2 separate regions of the Homo sapiens genome follow, and region 2 is linked to region 1. The links are chromatin contacts, found by Hi-C or POLR2A ChIA-PET in ENCODE. All regions are on one chromosome and are shown on one strand. The core of a region is the stretch at or near the end of the contact, and the rest is flanking DNA. Distances in the headings are between cores, read along the strand shown. Region 1 holds the start of SPEF2 (sperm flagellar 2). Region 2 overlaps SPEF2 (sperm flagellar 2).

What was found. A loop is a pair of places that touch in the nucleus more often than their neighbours do. ChIA-PET counts read pairs that join two places held with the same protein, here RNA polymerase II (POLR2A). Pooled maps may share reads with other maps.
Region 2: a loop to region 1 is called in a pooled map, with 2.4 times the contacts of the local background. The contact joins the enhancer-like site here to the promoter of SPEF2 in region 1. A Hi-C loop is called at or near these places in 6 of 50 pooled maps. POLR2A ChIA-PET finds 5 or more read pairs at or near these places in 2 of 52 experiments (T-cell and activated naive CD4-positive, alpha-beta T cell).

The regions. Positions count from the first base shown.
Region 1 is chr5:35,616,503-35,619,358 of GRCh38, reverse strand. It overlaps SPEF2 (sperm flagellar 2), which reads right to left and starts at 1,496. Exons shown (of 37, transcript NM_024867.4): 1 at 1,304-1,496. The coding sequence starts at 1,361. RefSeq lists an enhancer at 646-1,453.
Region 2 is chr5:35,801,501-35,804,590 of GRCh38, reverse strand. The region is part of intron 34 of SPEF2 (sperm flagellar 2); the gene reads right to left. Among named protein-coding and RNA genes, the nearest start is that of IL7R, 54 kb to the left of the region's middle. Within about 2 kb of position 1,295, at least 4 of the 41 ENCODE cell types and tissues checked have a DNase peak (open chromatin) inside an H3K27ac peak, as active enhancers do.

The sequences.
Region 1 (2,856 bases), core at 247-2,746:
CTAAGCAATATGTAACTGCTTTTCTTTTAGAAGAGTACAACTTAAGGGCATGATATTTTATTTTGGCTCCTATGGTGAGACAGGAATAAGAAACAATAAATGCTAAATATTGTCCTCAGTCCATCATATTTTAGCAAATAAACAGTTGGAGACACAATGGGATAATCGTAGAATACCAGGAAAGAATTTATTGCAGTTCACAGGGAGTGTGTAGATGGTTATTTGACAAAGAAAGAGTCTGAGGTTTATGCCTCAAGAAATGCAACAGGAGATGCTCCGTGCTAAAGATCCTCATGCTGAGAGTATTAATAACTACTTTGCACCCACAGAAACACTACCGATCTAGCAACTTCTGTAGATAAGCTAAGGTTGAACTGGCACCACTGCCTCTCTGGTAGCAAGCTGGTGTTAAGCAAGTTCTTCTGGGAAAATGGACTGAAATGACTTGCCCTGAAAACCTCTTCCCTTAAGCAAAAAAAGAAAAAAAGACAAACAAAACCAACTGAAAAATGAACTCCTGAAGAATTACAGGGCAGTCAAGGAAGCTGCCAGCATGTAAAATTGTCTCTGTGGTTGTCAGACTTGGAAACTTTGGGTGGCAACTGCATGGTTAGGATAAAATTAGGTTGGTGAATAAGGTCAGCTTTGGGCAAGAGCCAATAGTGACCAGAAATAGCTAGTTTGTGATTTGGGGCTTAAAATTTACTAAAATTTGTAAATGTTAACATATTCTACATTAACTTATTTTTCACCCACCCTCCCCTGCTGGTCAGTTAAGTATGGAAAGCATTATTAGGTCCATTTTATAGAGAAGGAAACACATTCAGAGAAGGTATTGTAACTTGTCCAGTGGCTTCATATTTCATCGACTAGCCACCACACCATGCTTCTGCTTCTGGTGATGTGAAGGAGGCATCGTTGGGGTCAGACTACAAAGTCCAGCAAAGTTCCCTCTCCACAGAAGCAAAGGAGACCTTCCTAAACCCTCTGATTGCCTAGAACCACATCACAAAGTCAGAATGCCTGCGGGTTGGGCCCACCGTGACAAGGGTAACTCGAGAGCGGCAGAGTGGGGACGTGACAAGGCCTTGCCCTGGCTGGGGTGAGCTGTAGGGAGGTGGCGGGACGGACCTGGGGCACCGCCGAGCCGAGTTGCTCACTGTGGGATGCTGCCGGCTACGCAGGTGCCCCACCTGTGCAGCTCGCGCCCTGCCCGCCACCTTCCCTGAGTGCGCTGCGCTGCGCTGCAGGCTCTGCGCCCCGCTAGCCCCTCAGACGCTCGCCCCTGGCCGTGGTCACTCACTCACGGTCCGGGACACCTTCAACTCCTTGTTGAGCCACTGGCACAGGATCTCCGACATGGTTCAGCCGGTGCCTCAGACCGCAGGCGGGGGCTTAGAAACTCGCCAGGAACCAAGCCTGCCAGCCCGCGTCCTCCTGTAGCCAAGGGCAACCCTTTGCTATGGAAGCGTATCCAGGCTGGAACTAGGCGAAAGGCCTTAGAGAAGAGGGGACGCTAGGGCTCAGCCGCAGAGGACAGAAAATCGTGTTTCGCCACCTGCTGGCGGGTAAGACCTGAGCGTGCGCCAGCGCAGGAGGAAGCCGTTGGGGGCCTGTGAGAGAAGTTAGGGAGCAGTGGGTGTGGGGAGAGGCGAGGCGGGAACACTTAGGGACACAGCAGGAGCTTCTTAGGTGAGCAGAAAGTAAAACCAGAGTCTCCGCAGGGCTCCGTGGCTCACGCAAATAATCCTACCACTTTGTGGAGGGGGTGGCGCTCGACTGAGCCTGGGAGTTCAAGACCAGCCTGGGCAAGGTAGCAGAAACCGTTTTTTTTTCTGTAAGAAATTAGGCGGCCGTGGTGGCGTGCGCCTGTGGTCCCACCAGCTCAGGATGCTGACGTGGAAGGATCAACCCAGGAGGCGGAGTTTACAGTGAACCGAGATCGAGCCACTGCACTCCAGCCTGGGCAACAAAATGAGACTCTGTCTCAAAAAAGAAGAAGAAAGAAGAAAGAATAACAAGAAGGAGAAGGAGAGGGAGAGGAAGAGGAGGAGGAGAAGAGGAAGAACAGGAGGAAAAGAAGAAAGAGAAGGAGAAGAAGGAGAACAAGGAGAAGGAGGAGAACAAGGAGAGATCAAAGAAGAGGAAGAAGAAGAAAAAAGAAGAGGAAGAAAAAGAAGAAGGGTATTTGGGGTATCCATCACCTTGAGTATTTATCATTTATATACGTTGGTAACATTTCAAATCTTCTCTTCTAGCTATTTTGAAATATACAATGTATCATTGCTAACTATAGTCACCCCAGTTGCTAGCTAACATTAGACCCTATTTCTTCCATCTAACTATAAGTTTGTACCCATTCACCAACCTCTCTTCATTTCCCCTTCCCACCCTCACATCCTTTCCAGTCTCTGGTACTCATAATTTTGTTCTCTATCTCCAGGGGATCAACTTTTTTAGCTACCACATATGAGTAAAACATGCAGTATTTGTCTTTCTGTTGCCTGGCCTATTTCATTGAACATAATGGCCTCCAGTTCATCCATGTTGCTGCAAATGACCTGTTTTCATTCTTTTCCATGGACAAATGGTATTCCGTTATGTATATATACCATTCTTTCTTTTTCCATTTGTTCGCTGATGGACACTTAGATTTATTCCATATCTTGGCTATTTTGAATAGTTCTGTGATAAACATGTGAGTGCAGGTATCCCTTTGATATACTGACTTCTTTTCCTTTGGATAGATACACTGTAGTGGAACTGCTGGATTTTATGGCAGTTCTGTTTTTAGTTTTTTGAGAAACCTCCATACTGCCTTCCATAGTGGTCATACTAATTTACATCCCCACCAAC
Region 2 (3,090 bases), core at 46-2,545, 190 kb before region 1:
GCTTAGTGGCTCAGTGGGAGGGGAAGGAAGGGAGAGAGACTGAGATCAAACTGAAGAAGTTGGCATGGTCCTGCAGAGAGGGAAACGTGTGCAAGAGGAGGTGGTTCTCTCCAACAGAGTCTCTGAAAGCTGGTGATGTTGAATGTGGGTACAGGAACAAAACCAGTGAGGCCAATTTGGAGAAAAGCCAGTACTTTTGAATGAGCAATTATCAGTGGTATCAAAGCTCTACAAAAGTCACATTATTATCTAAGCAGGGGAACAGACTGTGGTGCTGTCAAGCACTATGTCACACTTGGCTAACTCTCAGGACTCCCAACAAATGTGTCCCCAGAGTGCTACCTGTGTGTCTTCCTGACCATGCATTTCTATCATTCAATCAGCTCAGTCCCACATCTCAGATGGCAGCACAGAGGTCTGGTCTTGGATTAATGTGGGCAAAGCCTCAAAGAGCAGAAGAGCATAGAAATGTATGTGTTTCTACCCCAGGGCCTCAAACGCTCCTTGCCAAGATGTTTTTACAAGACTTTTGCAATGTGAGAGATTCAAGCTCACAATTTACTAACCCCACGCCACACAGGTGGCAGAACGAACCATTTTCCCAAATGTCATTTATTTAAAGATCCACCTAGACTAGGGCATTACTGATGAATGCCTCGCTTTTAAGTTTCTTTTAAATTACCCAAGAAGCTGTGGCTTTAAGCAGAAGGCCTGAGCCGCATTGAATAAAATCAGCATGAATAGCAGAAATAGAGTAAAGAAGAATGAAATGCTGGGGAGATTTCCAGTTGTTTGTGGGGAAAGCAAAAGCAGAGATCTGATTGAATGGCTTGGGAGTGAATATGAATCTGCTAGAGGTGTTATTTCTGAGCATTATGGCTTCCTGGGACAGGGTTGCCCAGGAAACTGGAACACAGTGGAAATGGCACAGAAATGGAGTGCCACAGTTGGAGACAGTGGGATGAGGAGTGAGTGAGAATGAAGAAGGTGAGTGGCTTCTGTGTTCCAAGTGCTCCTAGGGTTCACTCCAAGTCAGGAACAGGCCTGTGTGTGAGAGAGAGCCCTGTGTTCCATCCCAGGCTCCACCTCCCACCCACTAGCTTAATCTCTGCAGCGCAGTGTTCTTGGTTCAGTTCCTCCACAGTGTCCTTGGATTTTAAAGGAGCTCTTGAGAGCAGCACTCAAGGAGAGCTGCTTCCCGGGTAGGAACACTAGCACACAGTGAATGCAGCACTCAGGGATGGAAGGCATTAAGCGTCTTCCTGTGCTAGCTAGCCTGGCTGCCAGCCTCAGGAGACAGCTGTCTGTTGCTATGGCAACAGCTCTAGCACAGGCTTCCTTTTTCCTGGCCTTTCCTGCTCATCTCAGCCTCCTGGACTCCGCTGTTGCCTCTGCCTGCCTGCAATGTCTGCTTTCCTCCTCTCTACCATGGAGACTAAACTCCATTCATTTCACTGTCCCTCTCTTCCTTCTTCACTTCTTTCCTGGCCATGTTCACAAATACTAATCAAGCACTGGCTATGTGGCAGCTACTTCAGAGGACATGAAGATGGGTAACAAGGTGTCCCAAACTCAAGGCAGGAACCATTTAGCAGTAGAAATAGATAAGTGGTCCCCTGCCTGAAGGCCTAGGTCTCCTTACTTCCCTCCTTTGCCGTCTGTAGTCTCTCCTCAACACAGAGAGATCCTGACTTAGTGAAGCCAGGTGACTGCACCCTTCCAATGACTTCTCATCCTGCATAGAGTTAAAGCTAAGGTCCCTGCAGTGGACCTCAGGGTCCTCTCCCTCTCACTTCCCTTCCCTGTTACTCTCCTTCAGCCTGGTCCTCTCCAGCTCTGCTGGCTAGCCCTAGTTCTCAGAGCACACCAGTTATGGCTGCTTTTGCACTCACTGTTGTCCTCACTTCAAGTGCTCATGCCCCAGGGACTTGCAAGGCTCTCCCCCTCACCTTCTTTGGGCCTCTGTTTGTATGTCTCTTCTCAGAGAGGGCTTTTCTGGCCACCCTAATGAACATTGCAACCCCTCTTCCAATGCCTGTATTTTCCCCCTGCATTCTTTTTTTTTTCCATAGAATTTATCACCATTCGATGTAGTCTCTGTTTTGCTTATTTGTTTATTGCCTGTCTTCCTCCTGCCTGGAATAATTTTTGTTCACTGCCATACCCCCGAATCGAGAGTGGTCCCCAGCACACGTAGGTGCTCAATAAATGTTTGTGGAAGCAGTGAATGTGTGTGTGTGAATGTGCTCCGCCCTGCCAGGGAAGTTCTGGTTATAACCTGGGCCTTGCTGAGAGAGTGCTCAGTGTTGTCAGGGGATGCTTCGTGAAAGATGTGGCATTGTTGTAGGCCTTGGATAATGGGGAGGCCTCGGATCCTTTGAGATGAGATGAAGAGTATGCCAGGTGGAGAGAGTAACAAGAGTAAAGACAGAGAGGCAGGAAAGGAGAGGGCATCCACACCTCTTCTGGCTGGCAAGGCCTCACGTTAATCTGCCTTTTATTCCATGCTCCCCCCTGTTTGGGGCATCATTCATTCTTTTCTATATGAATGAGGCCAATTAGAGTCCCTTCAGGAGAGCAAGTTTGGCTTCTTTTGTGTTCCTCACGGGACCATGCAAAAAGCATAATTTACAAAGTGAATGAACTAATTAATTGATCTATTAATGAATGCAATGTTTACTGAGCTCTGTACCAGGCCTTGCCTCAACTTCAGGGATGCAGAACAAAACAGATGCCTCCTCCCCACCAAACTCCTGGTCCACAGGGTGCTTAGAGTCTAGAGAGAAGCAGATCTCAAGGAAGTCATTGCCAGGTGAGGAGTATCTTGTAGGGGAAGCAGGGTGCACCATGGGAACATATAGCAGCGGGTCTGACATCATTTGAGGTGAGGGAAGACAGACATTAATGAGACCTCACAGCACGCTGTGATCTGGGCTTAGATCATAGATCCAGAGTTAGTTTAGGGAACTCCCATCTACAGAGAGATACAGAAACATCCCTGGGAAAGTGGCAAATGCAGTGCCCGTGAATGCACATCATACCTAACTCCTCACTTATTTGGGAATTTTTTTTTTTTTTGAGATGGAGTCT